3 separate regions of the Homo sapiens genome follow, and all the other regions are linked to region 3. A link is an interaction called in ENCODE POLR2A ChIA-PET data of the cell type or tissue named here. Cell type or tissue: MCF 10A. All regions are shown on one strand. Links, peaks and the distances in the headings refer to the core of each region. The heading gives the core; the rest is flanking DNA. Region 1 overlaps LOC105370207 (a long non-coding RNA gene). Region 2 has its middle 19 kb from the start of LINC02333. Region 3 overlaps VPS36 (vacuolar protein sorting 36 homolog).

What was found. Peaks named below come from ENCODE experiments on the same cell type or tissue, not always from the same donor. Only the 100,000 strongest peaks of a DNase experiment are listed, where the experiment ranks them.
Region 1: POLR2A ChIA-PET joins it to region 3 with 11 read pairs; 3 of 35 experiments call an interaction of 5 or more read pairs at or near these places.
Region 2: POLR2A ChIA-PET joins it to region 3 with 11 read pairs; 3 of 35 experiments call an interaction of 5 or more read pairs at or near these places.

What each region holds. Positions count from the first base shown.
Region 1 is chr13:52,342,029-52,347,536 of GRCh38, forward strand. It overlaps LOC105370207 (a long non-coding RNA gene), which reads right to left. Exons shown (of 3, transcript XR_007063810.1): 2 at 3,197-3,272; 3 at 2,543-2,632. Among named protein-coding and RNA genes, the nearest start is that of LINC02333, 10 kb to the left of the region's middle. In MCF 10A, for the core only: no CTCF peak of the experiment used is centred there; no DNase peak of the experiment used is centred there.
Region 2 is chr13:52,350,142-52,355,649 of GRCh38, forward strand. No RefSeq gene overlaps it. Among named protein-coding and RNA genes, the nearest start is that of LINC02333, 19 kb to the left of the region's middle. In MCF 10A, for the core only: no CTCF peak of the experiment used is centred there; no DNase peak of the experiment used is centred there.
Region 3 is chr13:52,409,072-52,414,579 of GRCh38, forward strand. VPS36 (vacuolar protein sorting 36 homolog) reads right to left here. Exons shown (of 14, transcript NM_016075.4): 14 at 3,535-5,508. Among named protein-coding and RNA genes, the nearest start is that of THSD1, 5.7 kb to the left of the region's middle. In MCF 10A, for the core only: no CTCF peak of the experiment used is centred there; a DNase peak (open chromatin) is centred at 2,700.

The DNA of each region.
Region 1 (5,508 bases), core at 1,837-4,336, 66 kb before region 3:
AGATATCATCTCATGCCAGTCAGAATGGCAATTATTAAAAAGTCCAGAAACAACAGATACTGGCAAGGTTGCAGAGAAAAAGGAAAGCTTTTACACTGTCGATGGGAATGTAAATTAGTTCAACCCTTGTGGAAGACAGTATGGCAATTCCTCAAAGATCTAAAGGCAGGAATAGCATTTGACGCAGCAATCCCATTACTGGGTATATACCCAAAGGAATATAAATCATTCTGTCATAAATATACATGCACCTGTATGTTTATTGCAACACTATTCACAATGGCAAAGACATGGAATCAACCCAAATGCCTATCAATAATAAACTGGATAAAGACAATGTGGTACACATACACCATGGAATACTATGCAGCCATAAAAAGGAATGAGATCATGTCCTTTGTAGGGACACAGATGGAGCTGGAAGCTGTTATCTTCAGCAAACTAACAGAGGAACAGAAAACAAAACAACACATGTTCTCACTTATAAGTGGGCGCTGAATGGTGAGATCACATGGACACATGGCAGGGAACAAAACACACTGAGGCCTGTTGCGGGGAGGGCCTGATGCAGGGAGGGAGAGCATCAGGAAGAACAGATAATGGATGCTGGGCTTAATACCAAGGTGATGGGTTGATCTGTGCAGCAAACCACCATGGCACACATTTACCAATGTAACGAAACTGCACATCCTGCACATGTACTCCAGAACTTAAAATAAATGTTGAAGGAAACAAAAACAAAAAAGAGGCCGGACGCAGGAGCTCACCCCTGTAATCCCAGCACATTAGGAGACCAAGGTGGATTGTTCACGAGGTCAGGAGTTTGAGACCAGCCTGACCAACATGGTGAAACCCCATCTCTACTAAAAATACAAAAATTAGCCAGGCACGGTGGGGGGCACCTGTAATCCCAGCTACTCAGGAGGCTGAGGCAGGAGAATCACTTGAACCCGGGAGGCGGAGGTTGCAGTGAGCCGAGATCGCGCCATTGCACTTCAGCCTGGGTGACAGAGTGAGACTCCATCTCAAAACAAAACAAAACAAAAAGCAAAAATAGAAAATCCTTTATAAATATTTGTTAAATTGGTAGGATTGTTAGCATAATTTACAAAAATTTTATTCATATTATTCTATAACATATCTAAATAACATTCATGTTAACAAATATCAATGGTTCTTTGATTTAAAAGTGGTGAAAAACAAGCTAATCGTAAGTTTTCTATACACCCATATATTTTCCAATAGCATGACACTGTCCAGATATTTAGAAATAGGCTATCCGGAAAAGAAAGAACTTGCTGAACTCCAGAAAATATAAAGTAGATACAATTCAAGGTTTTTGAACCTTGGAAAAGGAAGGATAATTTTCTATAAATAATTTTTTCACAACTGTGTTTCTTATATTCATACCCGGGTATCTTAATTGGTGTATTACCAATTTGCTTCACTAGATGGAGATATGAGGCCCAATAACTATAAATTTCTTCAAAAATGAAGCATAACTCTTGATATTTTGAAAAACATAATTTATTTGTAGAAGAGAAACTACAGCTTGTAAGACTCTTCTTAAGGGAGACGATCTTCCATGTAATACATTGTTGGCCCCAGGGAGAAACGTTTGCTGGGATTGATGGTGAGTAGTTTACTAGTTAATATTTCATCAGTGTACTGAGTAGATTTTTTCATTTATTCACCCACTTATATGTTCCTTTTTTTTTCTTTTGAGATGGAGTCTTGCTCTGTCGCCCAGGCTGGAGTGCAGTGGCGTCATCTCGGATCACTGCAAGCTCCGCCTCCCGGGTTCAAGTGATTCTCCTGCCTCAGCCTCCAAGTAGCTGGGACTACAGGCGCCCCCCCCCACCCCCACCACAGCCCGGCTAAGTTTTTGTATTTTTAGTAGAGACGGGGTTTCACCGTGTTAGCCAAGATGGTCTCGATCTCCTGACCTCGTGATCCGCCTACCTCGGCCTCCCAAAGTGCTGGGATTACAGGCGTGAGCCACAACCCTCCACCTATATGTTCATTTTTTTATTCATTGACCAAACACTTAGTTTGCCCGACACTGTTAGGCATTGGGATACAAAAATAAGGACACAATCCCCACTCCTCAAGAAGCTCACAGTCTCCGTCAAGTAGGGGAGAAAAGTATGTAAACTATTAATTAGAATACGTTCAGGGCAGAATTATAGAATGGGTTAACACAAGGTTTGCTGGCTGCACGAAGAGAGAAACAGCTGGCTCTTATTGAGTAAGAGAACATGCTTAGGATGAGTTTCAAGGGGTGAATAATTCAGAGGCAGTCCAGAATGAGAATAAGACTATAGCAGTCCAGACAACACTTGGTGAGGGAGTTCGCTTGAAGGAAACAAAAACAAAACCAAAAATAAGGCCGGGCGCTGAGGCTCACGCCTATAATCCCAACACTTTGGGAGGCCGAGGAGGGCGGTTCACGAGGTCAGGGGTTTGAGACCTTCCTGACCAACATGGTGAAACCCCAACTCTACTAAAAATACAAAAATTAGCTGGGCGAGGTGGCACGCACCTGTAATCCCAGCTATTCAGGAGGCTGAGGCAGGAGAATCTCTTGAACCCGGGAGGCAGAGGTTGCAGTGAGCTGAGATCAGGTGGGTACCTGTGGGAATAGAAAGGAGGAGATGAGTGCACAAGATGTAGAGAAGGTAGAATACGTTAGACTTAATGGCTCAATGATTGTTGGAATCAAACGGGAGGAGGAAATTTTCTAGATAGTTTGAAAAAAGCACTGTGGAAGTCAGGATAAAAATTCAACATGACTAGGAGAAATTGAAAATAATTTTTGTTTTTTGAGACGGAGTCTCGCTCTGTTGCCCAAGGGGGAGTGCAGTGGCGCCATCTTGGCTCATTGCAAGCTCCACCTCCCAGGTTCACGCCATTCTGCCTCAGCCTCCCAAGTAGCTGGGACTACAGGTGCTCGCCACCAAGCTCAGCTAAGTTCTTTTGTATTTTTAGTAGAGACGGGGTTTCACAGTGTTAGCCAGGATGGTCTTGATCTCCTGACCTTGTGATCCACCCGTCTTGGCCTCCCAAAATGCAGGTGTGAGCCACCCACCTCTTCCCGGCTGAAAATAATTTTAATAAGCCACCTCTATTCATATCTTAAATTGTAAACTGCCTTCCCACTCCCTTTTCTTGAGATCTCACCCCATTTTCTGCTTACTCTGGCATGTAGACATATTCTTCCTGCCGAATGAGTCAGTCTCAGTCTAGATTTGTGCTGACATGTCTTAAATTTCCTGTAAAAATAAGAAACTAGTACATTATCTCTCTCTCTTTCCCCCTTTTCCTCTATCTCTGTCAAAGACACACACCATGCACATACATGCACACACACTGACAAGGATATAGAAAAAGTATAGTGTCATCTTTATAGAAAATGTATGGAATTACTGTGCATAAAGCAGAGAAACAATCCTGTACTCATAACATACCCCAGGAAACTGTGCAGTTGTTACTCTCGAGTGTTCTTGGATTCTGAAATGGAAGATAGGACTTACTGCAGACATTTCATACTCATCTATTTGGAATAGTTCTTCTAGGTTTTTTTTTTTTGTAAAGTCCTATTATTTATGGAAAGATTGGAAATCTAGAGTTTTTTGTTTGTTTCCAGTCTTTCTCTTAATTTCCGTGAATTTAACTCGGTTCTTATCTAACATTCATGTGTTTAATTTTATTCATCCCTAACACAGGGCATATAATAATACACACCCAGTGAGTGTGTGAGACTCATGGAGAAGCAGGTTTGCCATGACCCCATAAACCAGCCCAGACAGCTGACAGAGGCAACTTGAGGTGGGGGGAGAGAGAGAAGAAAAGTTGAAGTCACAGAGAGCACTTTCCCTACAGGCAGAGTCAAAAGAGGCAGAAAAATGTAAACTTCAAAAATTCTGGACTTGCTTTTAAAAGCTTTGTGTTTTTTATTTGCATAGTGATGAAGAAAAAAGAATTTAGCTGTGCATATTTGAGTTCCATCTAGAGATTCTCCCAGCCTCCCTATCCATCTCGTCATCTGTATCCACATCATCTCTGTTTACATCTATACCCTTGTCTACGCTTTAATCTACTTCCATTAGCTTCTCATCTTCCTCATGTCTGGATCATGCTGGTGGTACAAATAGGGTGGACAGAGGAGCACTGGGAGTAACATAAACTATGTTTGACGACTGGAACAAGCTCAACAAGTACAGACTCCACCTGTCTTTGCAGTATATTTTTGAAAAACTTTGTACAGGGTTCAAGTCTAAATTGTTTCAGATATAACGTGAGCCAATGGAAGGAGCACAAGAGGTTTACATTAGAAGGTCTTGGTTCATAGAGTTCCTTGGAAAAGTGGTTGATTCCAGGTCTGGGTCAGGGAAAATCTAATTGAGCATGAAAATCTTGTGATATCAGAAAATAAAGAAGGACTCAAAACAACAACAGCTACTCCCCAATGACAGAGTCAAAAGGATGAAGAGCCCACCATTGGAGTTTCCAATGGCCAAAGTCGGAACAGTTTGACCAAGAAAATAATGACAATATTTGATTCTAAACTAGTGGAATAAAATAAATATCCATCAGTCCATATATATCAGCATAAATAAATAAGTGAATGAATAAATACATAAATAAATGGGGGAGAAGTGATACTTCTACCTTACAGGAGAATTGTAATTAATGAATGCAGGAGAAATGAGGAAAATACAAAGTCACTGTTGGGTGGACAGCACAATAATAATTGTTGCAGACAAGATCTACTGGTAGTCTAAAATCATTGGGTGAAAGTTTGAGGTAAAACAGGATATTAGCATAGTCTCAGTGTATCTCCTCCAAGATATCTGTCAATCACAAAAGAAAACATAGTAGGTGTACAGTGGAGAGACCTGCCAGATGCCAGTGTTTTTTTTTAAATCTTTTTTTTTTTTTTTTTTTTTTTTTGAGACAGAGTCTCACTCATCGCCCAGGCTGGAGTGCAGTGGCAACATCTTGGCTCACTACAATCTCTGCCTCCTGGTTCAAGCGATTCTTCTGCCTCGACCTCCCGAGTAGCTGGGATTACAGGCATTTGCCACCATGCCCAGCTAATTGTTTTGTATTTTTAATAGAGATGGGGTTTCATCACGTTGGTCAGGCTGGTCTTTAACTCCTGACCTCAGGTGATCCACCCACCCCGGCCTCCCAAAATGCTGACCCTGACTCTTCAAAAGGGTCAAGGTCATAGAAGGCAGAGTGTGAGACAATCTCTCAGATTGGAGAAGTCGGACAAGTGGTACCTAAATGCAACATGGGATTCTGAATCAGAACATACAGAAAAAAAAAAAAAAGACACAAGGGAGAAAACTCATAAAATTCAAATTAGGTCTGTAATTTAATAGTATTGTACCAGTGTGAATTAAGTTAATTTTCTGGTTTTGATCATTTAACTATGGCTGCATAATTATTAACATTAGGGAAAGCTGGGTGAAGGTTATACATAAAGTCTCTGCACTATTT
Region 2 (5,508 bases), core at 1,391-3,890, 59 kb before region 3:
TTGGTTTGCTTGCCTTTTAACTTTACGTAGATAGAATCATATCATGGCCCAGAGTGGTGGCTCACACCTGTAATCCCACCACTTTGGGATGCTGAGGCGGGCAGATCACGAGGTCAGGAGTTCGAGAGCAGCCTGGCCAACATGGTGAAACCCCATCTCTACTAAAAAGACAAAAATTAGCCGGACATGGTGGCAGGCACCTGTAATCTCAGTTACTTGGGAGGCTGAGGCAGGAGAATCGTTTGAACCCAGGAGGCAGAGGTTGCAGTGAGCCAAGATCATGCCATTACACTCCAACCTGGATGACAGGGAAAGACTCCATCTCAAAAAAAAAAAAAAAAAAAAAAAAAAATCGTACCATAAGCACTCTTCTATTAACATATTATCTAGCTTCTTTTGTTCAATATATTATGTTGGAGGCTCACATTGTTGCATGTATTCAAGGTTCTCTTGCTTTGTTGACTAATAGTACACTGTACAATATAGTACACTTTGTTTATCCATTCTTCAGCTGACAGAATTTGGGTTGTTTACAACTTGGGGCTATTAGGAATATAGCCCTATGAATATTTAAGTACAAGTCTTTTTGTGGACATACGCTTTTATTTCTCTTGGGTAAATACTTAACAGTGGAATTTTTTTTTTTTTAAGACGGAGTCTCGCTCTGTCGCCCAGGTTGGATGCAGTGGCGCGATCACCGCTCACTGCAAACTCCGCCTACCGGGTTCACGCCATTCTCCTGCCCAGTAGCTGGGACCACAGGCTCCCGCCACCACGCCCGGCTTATTTTTTTGTATTTTTAGGAGAGACGGGTTTTCACCGTGTTGGCCGGGATGGTCTCAATCTCCTGACCTTGTGATCTGCCCGCCTCGGCCTCCCAAAGTGCTGGGATTACAGGCGTGAGCCACCGCCCCGGGCAGAGTGGAATTTTTATTTATTTAAAGGGTCCAATCTTACTACCTTTTTTTTTTTTTTTGAGGTGGAGTCTCGCTCTGTCGTCCAGGCTGGAGTGCAATGGCGCGATCTCGGCTCACTGCAAGAGCCGAGTTCACGCCATTCTCCTGCCTCAGCCTCCCGAGTAGCTGGGACTACAGGCGCCCGCCATTACGCCCAACTAACGTTTTGTATTTTTCGTAGAGATGGGGTTTCACCGTCAGGATGGTCTCGATCTTCTGACCTTGTGATCCACCCGCCTGGGCCTACCAAAGTGCTGGGATTAGAGACCTGCGCCTCCGCGCCCGACCACTACTTGTTTTTATAATGACTCATATGCACAAAATAATTTCTTAAACGCTATTTATTGGCTTTTAACTTTTCTAACCTATAGACAAAACAAGTGAAATGTAACTATAATTATAGAAGAGACTAAACAGTGGAGAAAAGAGCATGGTAGGTAAGAGGAACAGCATGTGCAGAGGCCCTGAGGAGGAAACAGCTTGGTGTATTGAAGAACCTGAGACCATGTGACTAGAGTACAGTGTTTGAAAAGAATAGTGGTAGGAGGGGAGGATGGCTGGAGTCCAATGAAGAACAGCCTAGTAGGCCACATTAAGCATGTGCGCCTGATGAATAGTTTTAGGAAGTAGAGTCATGTGATTCATTATTTTCTGTGGAGGGAATGCAAATATAAAAGGGGAAAGGGCTGGGCGCGGTAGCTAAGGCCTGTAATCCCAACACTTTGGGAGGCCGAGGTGGACGGATCACGAGGTCAGGAGATGGAGACCATCCTGGCTAACCCGGTGAAACCCTGTCTCTACTAAAAATACAAAAAATTAGCCGGGCCTGGTGGCGGGCACCTGTAGTCCCAGCTCCTCGGGAGGCTGAGGTAGGAAAATGGCGTGAACCCGGGAGGCGGAGCTTGCAGTGAGCCGAGATCGCGGCACTGCACTCCAGCCTGGGCGACAGAGGAAGACTCCTTATCAGAAAAAAAAAAAAAAAAAAAAGACAGCCTAGTAGGCCACATTAAGCATGTGCGCTTGATGAATACTTTTAGGAAGTAGAGTCATATGGTTCATTATTTTCTGTGGAGGGAATGCAAATATAAAAGGGGAAGGGGCTGGGCACGGTAGCTAATGCCTGTAATCCCAGTATTTTGGGAAGCCGAGGTGGGTGAATCACCTGAGGTCGGGAGTTCGAGACCATCCTGGCCAACATGGTGAAACCCCGTCTCTACTAAAAATACAAAAATTAGCTGGGCGTGGTGGTGCGTTCCTGTAATCCCACCTACTCAGGAGGCTGAGGCAGGAGAATCACTTACACCAGGGAGTTGGAGGTTGCAGTGAGCCGACATTGCACCACTGCACTCCAGACAGGGGACAGAGTGAGACTCCATCTAAAAAAAAATACAAAAATTAGCTGGAAATCATAGCAGGTGCCTGTAATCCCAGCTACTCGGCAGGCTGAGGCAGGAGAATCACTTGAACCCGGGAGGCGGAGGTTGCAGTGAGCCGAGATTGCGCCATTGCACTCCAGCCTCGGCGACAGAGCAAGACTCCTTCTCAAAAAAAAAAAAAAAAAAAAAGAAAGAAAAGAAAGAAAAGAAAGAAAGAAAAGAAAAGAAAAAAAGAAAAGAAAGAGAACAGAAGAAGCTCCTGTAGTAAATCTTCAGAGAGATGGACATGCATTAGGGTAGAGATGAAAAGACCTGGGCAAATTGAAACATATTTTGGAAGTAGAATTTGAGCTTATGGCATCTACAAAAACAAACGAATATTCATCGTAAAAAACAAAACAATAAAAAATTCAAGTAAATTACCAAGTGATAATTCTGAAATCTTAATTTGTTATTTTTTGTGGCGGTGATGGGGCTGATGCTTTTCTGTGAGTTATTGAAAGAGGTCTTTCCAGGACAGCTAAAAGAAATTAGGCTAAGGAGAATTGGTAAATTTAAAAGCAAATAATGAGGTAGAAAAAGACATTAAATCATTTTATTTTAAGTATCAAAAATTCAGACCTAAAACAGAGACATGAGATATCAATGAGTGATGTCTTACTGTAGCCAGTCTTATTAAGCTTTATTAGAAGTATGGGCTCACAGACCTACTTCTCTTGGCTTCATATCTGCCTCTTTGATGAAATAGAGAAACACTCAAGGTCTTTACTACACAGTGGTGTAGAGATGTTACTGCCCTAAAATATATTGCATAACAAGCTTATGCATGTGAAATAACTTTAAAACACATTCATTTCACTGGACTCATCCAGTTTGGGATCTAGCCAGTGGTAATACCAAGTGACAGTTTCGGGAGGCTTAAATCATTCCTAAAATCTCCATCATCCTCTTATCAAAGCTTCCAACTAAATATACAGTCTAAAGAATAAGATATGCTCTGCAAATGAAACTTTGAGGCTTGTTTGCTAACCCTGTTGTATTAGTTTGCAGGGTTGCCATAACACAAAGTACCACAGACTGGATTGTTTAAAACAACAGAAATTTGTTTCTCTCTCTTTCTCTCTCTGTCTCCCATTTTCATAGGACACATTATCTGGTAACTTAATGAGAAACAGAACATAGAAAGTAAAATTGTGAGACCTTTCATATCTAAAAATGTTTTGATTAATAGTTTAATTGATACTGAATACCTCATTGGAAAACATTTTCTCCTACAGTTTGAAAGAGTTGTTTCATTGTCTTATTTGACTTCAGAGTTGCAGATAAGAATTCTGATTCTGAATCTAAATCTCCCTGTTTTGAGCCTTTCCTCCTCACTCCAACTCTGCATGATGTTTGGTGATACCAAATCCTGAACTTGCCCGGTGCTCTCTGGAACAAATTGGTTCCCTCTCTTTGGCATCCCTCTCCTCAGGCAGTTAGGTTTAGCTTTCTTAGGTTTAGGTTTCAACTTGCGAACTCAATTACCATTCCTCTGTTGAGGGGTGACCACGAAAATATTTAATTACAAGGGGTGCAGGAGCACAGAACAGACACTGCCTGTAAATAATCAGTGGGGTCATGTCAGAGTGGAACAGTGAGTACTAATTCAGTATCTGCTCTGCTTCCATTCAATTTCTATTCTCTAACACTTTGGTGACATCTTTTTTTTTTTTTTTTTTCTTCACTGTTTTCTACTTTTCCCATTTTACTTGGGCTTGGGCATGCATGCCTTTTTGTATTTCTTTATTGTCATTTTGGCAGGGTTTCAGCAGGAGTAAAAATAAATGTGTGTATTTAAAAGCTATGTTTAGCAAAAAGTCTACAAGATGCTCAATATCTACTATCACATTTAATTTTTTTTTGAGATGGCATCTCGCTCTGTCGCCCAGGCTGGAGTGCAGTGACGCGATCTCGGCTCACTGCAACCTCCGCCTCACGGGTTCATGTGATTCTCCTGCCTCAGGCTCCTGGGATCCAGAAGACAAAGCCAAAAGACTGAGCAGGCGCAAGTCAGACTGGACCTCTATATAGTCAGGCTGAAGAGGACATCTCAGTGGATTTGCCAGGGCACCCACCACATTAATGTTAGTTGTAAATCTGTAAGAAGACGCACACCAGAAAGGCAGCTATAATACTGTGGTTAAGACTGTAGGCTGTGGAGGAAATTGCGTGGGTTACAATTTAACCATTTTTAAATGTGCAATTCAGTGGCATTAAGTACATTCATATTGTCCTGCAACCATCCCCACCATCCATCTGCAAAACGTTTTCATCTTCCTGAATGAAACTCTTTACTCATCAAACATGAACTCCCATTTTTTCCCTTCCCAAACCCCTGACAACCACCTGTCTACTTCCTCTTTCTATAAATTTGGCTTTTCCAGGTACCTCATATGAGTGGAAGCATACAATATTTGCCCTTTTGTGTCTGGCTTATTTCACTGAGCATATGTTCTTACAGTTCATCCATGTTGTAGCATGTGTCAGAATTTCCTTCCTTTCTAAGGCTTAATAGTATTCCATTATATGTATATATCATATTTTGTTTATCCATTCGTCAGTAGACATTAACATTATTTCCACCTTTTGCCTACAGTGAATAATGCTGCTAAAAACGTCAGTAAACAAATATCTATTTGAGTTCCTGCTTTCAGTGCTTTTATATATTCACACCCAGAAGTGGATCATATAGTAATTTTACATTTACTTTTTTGAGGGACTGCCATACTATTTTCCCACAAGGCTGCACCATTTTACACTCCCAACAGCAATATACAAGTGTTCCAACTTCTACATATCCTCACCAACACTTGTTGTTTTCTGTTTTCTGATACCAGCCATCCTAATTGGTGTGAAGAGGAGGCTCACTGTAGTTTTGATTTGTATTTCCCTAATGATTAAAGATGTTGAGTACCTTTTCAGGTGTTTTTGTTGGCCATTTATCAATCTTCTTTGGAGAAACATATATTCAGTTCCTTGCTCATTTTTGAATTGGATTGTTTGGCTTTTTTGTTGTTGAATTCTCAGATTTCTTTGTATATTCTGGGTAATAATCCCTTATCAGATGTGTGATCTGCAAATACTTTCTCCCACTTTGTGGGTTGTCTTTTACTCTGTTGATAGTGTCCTGTGAT
Region 3 (5,508 bases), core at 1,219-3,718:
AAGCATTTGTTAAAACTTGTCTGACTGAAGATCTGTGCATTACAGTTTGTAAACTGTACCTCATTTAAAAAAAAATTTTTAAATATGTGATTTGCAGGTCTTTGACTCTATCACTTCATTTTTAAAAAGGTAGCACAAGTATTTACTTATATGTTACCAGAGGTATAAAATTTTCTAAGAACTTATATTGTCAGCCAGGTGCAGTGGCTCATGGCTGTAATCACAACAATTTGGGAAACCAAGGCAGGAGGTTTGCATGAGCCCAGTACTTTTAGACCAGCCTGGGCAAAACAGCAAGACTCCATCGCCACAATAAATAAGAAATTATTTGGGAGGCCAAGGCAGGTGGATCGCTTGAGCTCAAGAGTTCAAGACCAGCCTGGGCATCATGGCAAAACCCTGTCTCTACCAAAAATAGAATGTACTAGCCGGCTGTGATGGCACGTGCCTGTGGTCCCAGCTACTTGGGAGGCTGAGGCAGGAGGATCACTTGAACCCAGGTGGAGGCTTCAGTGAGCCAAGATGATGCCACTGCACAGGCTGGGTAAGACCCCGTCTCAAAAAATAAAATAAATAAAAAATTAGCCAGGTGTGGTGGCATGTACCTGTTGTCCCAGCTACTCTGGAGGCTGAGGTGGGAGAATTACTTGAGCCCGAGAGGTTGGGGCTACAGAGAACAGTGATCACGCCACTGCACTCCAGCCTACATGACAGAGTGAGACCAACCAATCTTGTCAAATAGTTACTTCTAGCAATACTAATTAAATCCATCCAAAGTTTCAAAGAAGACTTTAAGGTGATCATCCAATTTCACTGCCAGTAGAATTATCTAGTCTAATTTCCATTCACCAATTTACACTAGGATTCTTTTTCAAATACATACCACCCACTCCCTGGCATTTCAGTTTTAAAAGCAAAAGCTCAGTGGAAAGAGCAGGCATTGGAGTTACAAAAGTACAAAAATTATCTGGTGTGGTGGTGTGCACCTGTAGTTCCAGCCATCAGGAGGCTGAGGCGGGAGGACTGCTTGAGCCCAGAAGGCAGAGGTTGCAGTGAGCCGAGATTGTGCCACTGCGCTCCAGCCTGGGCAATAGAACCAGACCCTGTCTGAAAAAAAAAAAAAATTATATGGGGGTATAAGGAACCCAGAACAGGATAAAACAATCTTGAAAATGAAGAGCGTATTTGGAGGACTCACACTTTCCAATTTCAGAACTTACTACAGGCTGGTTCATGCCTGTAATCCCAGCACTTTGGGAAGCCAAGGCAGACGGATCACTTGAGGTCAGGAGTTTGAGACCAGCCTGACCAACAGCGAAACCCCATCTCTACTAAAAAAAAAAAAAAAAAAAAAAAATTAGCTGGGGATGGTGGCACACACCTGTAGTCCCAGCTACTCAGGAGGCTGAGGCAGGAGAATTGCTTGAACCCGGGAGGCGGAGGTTGCAGTGAGCCGAGAATGTGCCACTGCACTCCAGCCTGGGTGACAGAGTGAGAGTCGGTCTCAAAAAAAAAAGTAACTTACTACAAAGCAGTAGTAATCAAGACAGTGTGATATTAGCAAAAAGATAGATAAATAGCTAGAAATGCAAGTTCAGAAACTCATATCTATGGTCAATTGAGTTTTTAAAAATTACTTTTTAAAACAAAAAACCCCATATGCAAGCATATGGTCAATTGTTTTTTGACAAGTGTGCCAAGACCATTTAATGGTCAACTAATGGTGCTGGCATAACCAAATAGCCACATGCAAAAGAATGAAGTTGGACCTCCTCCTTACACTGCATACAAGTAAAAAGATACACTTTTAGATAAGCCTAGATTAAATTCCAGCCCTGACACTGCAAATCTGGGTAGATTTCTTAATCCCTCCTTCCCTTCACTGTAGAAAGCATATAATAGTTATTGTGAAATATTATAGTGATTAAGTGAAACATATCGGAGGCAGCTTTCTCTGCATTAATCTTTCAGGCACATACTTTTTCCCCAAAAAGCTACTCTTCAAGGGAGGAAATCCAGGTACAAGTGGCTCTATCAATATGCTTGGTCATTTTTTAAATAACAGCTTTATTGAACTGATTGGTCAATTTTGTCTCCATTAGAATTCTTGCCAAACTGTACTGCTGTCTTTATTGGACAGTTAAGATACAGTTTAACGTTTTCAGGCCGGGCGCGGTGGCTCACGCCTGTAATCCCAGCACTTTGGGAGGCTGAGGCGGGCGGATCACGAGGTCAGGAGATCGAGACCAACCTGGCTAACATGGTGAAACCCCGTCTCTACTAAAAAAAAAAAAAAAGATATAGTTTAACGTTTTCTAAAAGAAGGCAATATAAAAATCAAAGGAAAAAATGCTTTCAAACAAACAGTGGTATGGTCAGTATTGAACTATAACTGTTCTGGCTCTCAAAATACCTTCAGTTTTCTTTCTGGGTCAGTGACTGATCTAGTAATCTTGTGCAAATTGTATAAAATTTATACATTATCTCAATAACTCCGTTTATACAAATGGAGAGAGCTTTTATGTCTCTGGGTAATGCTCTGAGATGAAAGCTATAACTGACTCATGATTTCGTATCAGGACACAAGGAAGAAGACGAATGGCTCAATTTCCACACTGTAATAACAAGAACTTACATGTGTATAACAACTACTCTGGAGTGCTTTCCACATCATGGACATGGCCCATGCCATATTTGAGTAAGACAGAGCAGATCTCACTCAGACAGGCTAAGCCTTGACAAGTCTGGTTGAGAAACCTCTTGGGAAGAGGGTAAAAGACAGAGTTGGTCTGCTAGGCAACTCGTGCATGACTCAGTACTATAATTCAAAAATCACTCAATTCAGTTAATACTTTACTAGGAATCTACCATGTAGTCACTGACCTAGGTCAGTGAGAATTCAAAAGAAATGTTACACGACAGTCTTTGAACTTAAACCCAGTTTCTCTATTTTCTTATGGTATCAAGACAACATTTAAGAGAACAAGACAAAATATAGTTAAGCATATGGAAAAGACAGTAACTCTTGTAGAGTTTAGAAATAATAGAGCTGTGTATTGGAAACATTTCTGATGCAGGCAGGATTGAGCAAAGTATAATTTAGATTGGTGGGGGTGGGCGTGGGAGAGGGGAGGTGAGTGGGAAGAAGTAAAGAAAGGTTTGGACAGACAAGGGAAATATCCAGGAGCAGGAAGGGGCACACCTCTGCTGTTCCCTTTTCCCAACACCTTCCACTTACTGACAATCTCTTGGTCTTTGTGAGCCTAGTTTACCAGGTTCTTCCTTTCCCTTCCAAAGCCCTCCACCAGGACTAAGGGCTCCTTTTTCTGTCTTCCCCAGCATGGTACATATGCCCCTTCCATGGCACATATGCCCCTTCCATGGCACTTACTTCATTCCATCTTCAGTGAAAGTTGCTTACATGTCTGTTTCCCCAACTAGGTTTCCCTTTTCTTAAGGACACAGCTGTATCTTATTCATCTTTGTATCCCCTCCCACTACCAGTGCCCAACAAAACTGCTCACACAAAATTGCTATGTGTTCAAAAAAATGTTTTTTTTATTGAATTGAATGGGAGCTAAAGTAGGATAAAGTGGAGCCAAATTATAAATAGGAATATAGGTAGGAGTTCATTCATTCAGTAAATATTTATTGAATGCTTATTGTGTCCAGGCCCTGTTCTCAGCTCTTAGAATACATCCATGAACAAACCAGATAAAAACTTCTGCCCTTGCGCAGCTTATACTCTAGATCGTAAGGGATGGGATTAGCAATAAATTTACATAAATTCAACCATACCTACTGGAAAAAGACACATGCATGGAAATTATTAATGCTATAAGAATCTCTTGATATGCAGTTTGTATTTTTGTACTTAATATAAGCATAATATATTCATACCTACATATCACTCCACAGGGATTTAAACTTTAAGACTACAAAGAGAAATTTATTGGTAATTTAGGAGATTTTCAAGGACCATTCTGAGCATGCTCAATTTTGTCCTTAGGCACGGTCTTTAAAACCTAACCACCTTACAAGTTGTGACTCCACTGTACCAAAATGAAGACTCTGAGACTTTTGGGCAAAAGAACCATTTTAAGTATTTGAGTATGAGAAAGATGACAGGATGAATCCACATTCTCTCAGATTAATCTGGTAACAAGGAACAAGAAAGAGTACATTCATCTGAATATACATGGTCAGGTAACAGTGGAATTCACATCAAGAATTTTTTAAAAAAAGAAACCAGTTCATGACATGTCCCATTGTTTTAAGACAACTAAAACAGTAAGAGCTCAATGTCATAAGTATTTATAAGCAACTCTTAATTATAAAATCCAAAGGAAAAATTCTTAACATAACTGGCTTTAGTATGATTAAAGGTTTCTCATTTGCATATATGTTTCAGAGTATTTAAAAAGAATGCCAAGAAAAATCATTTTTAAATTTTGCAATAATTTTACTCTATATACATTGATACCAATCATTTAACCCTGAAAACACAGTCTTCACTAACACAATGTAAAAAAATTTTTTGACAGTAAATGACCAGAAATATTGCATTACCATAAAGCTACAAAGAGGCTCATGCTCCTAAGAGCAAAGTTAGGAAAACAAAAAAATAATAATTATACCAGTGATAAGCACCAAGACAGAACTTTTTTGCACTTAGGGCCTGATTGGTTGTATTTAAACATAACTTCTACATTAGAGGGCCAAAATAACACCTTATAATAATGGCCTGAAAAAAAAAGATAAAAATACACAAATACATACAAAGGTCTCGAAACAGTGAAGAATGCCCACTTTAAAAATAAAATCAATCATACTCATTTTTAAATTAATGTGACATTTGCAAAATATATTTATATATCACTTTTCTTCCTTCTTAAGTTATTTTATACAATTCAGATTGCTCCATTTTTTTTCATCAGTTGTCACACTAAAGTAAACAAATATGTTAAATTATGTAGGTTTGCAGTAATGAATCCAAACCATTAGCGCTAGATTGAGTAGCTCCAGCAATCTTCCTTGCAACTCACTCCAGCTGGTGAAACAGATTATTTATCTTCATAATTTTAAAAGCCTTAGCCAGGTGAGAGAGAGAGAGAGTGTGTGTGTGTGTACAAGTTTGCCAGAGCAGTGTGAGACAGTAAGTACCAACCAGAAAGAGGTGAGACATACAAACAAGCTTACACAATGGTCCAACTAACCCCTAAAAGACTTGGGCAGTCAGACACTGAGTTACCCTCAAAATAAACCTGAGGCTGAGCAATGGGGGAACCAGAGGATCTGTCACCACAATGAAGAGTCAGTGACAGGTTTGGAAAACAAAAACTAAAGTGGGATGTCTCAGGCACAGCATTCCTGTGACACTGGAGGATACGAAGCAGCAATAGCCACTTTTCAGGCAGAGATAAGGGATTGGGATCCCCTGGGTCTGCAGCTGAGGGTCCCTGGCACTTCCCAGAGGGCACTGCAGCAGCCTCTGGCAGTGGCCCTCCA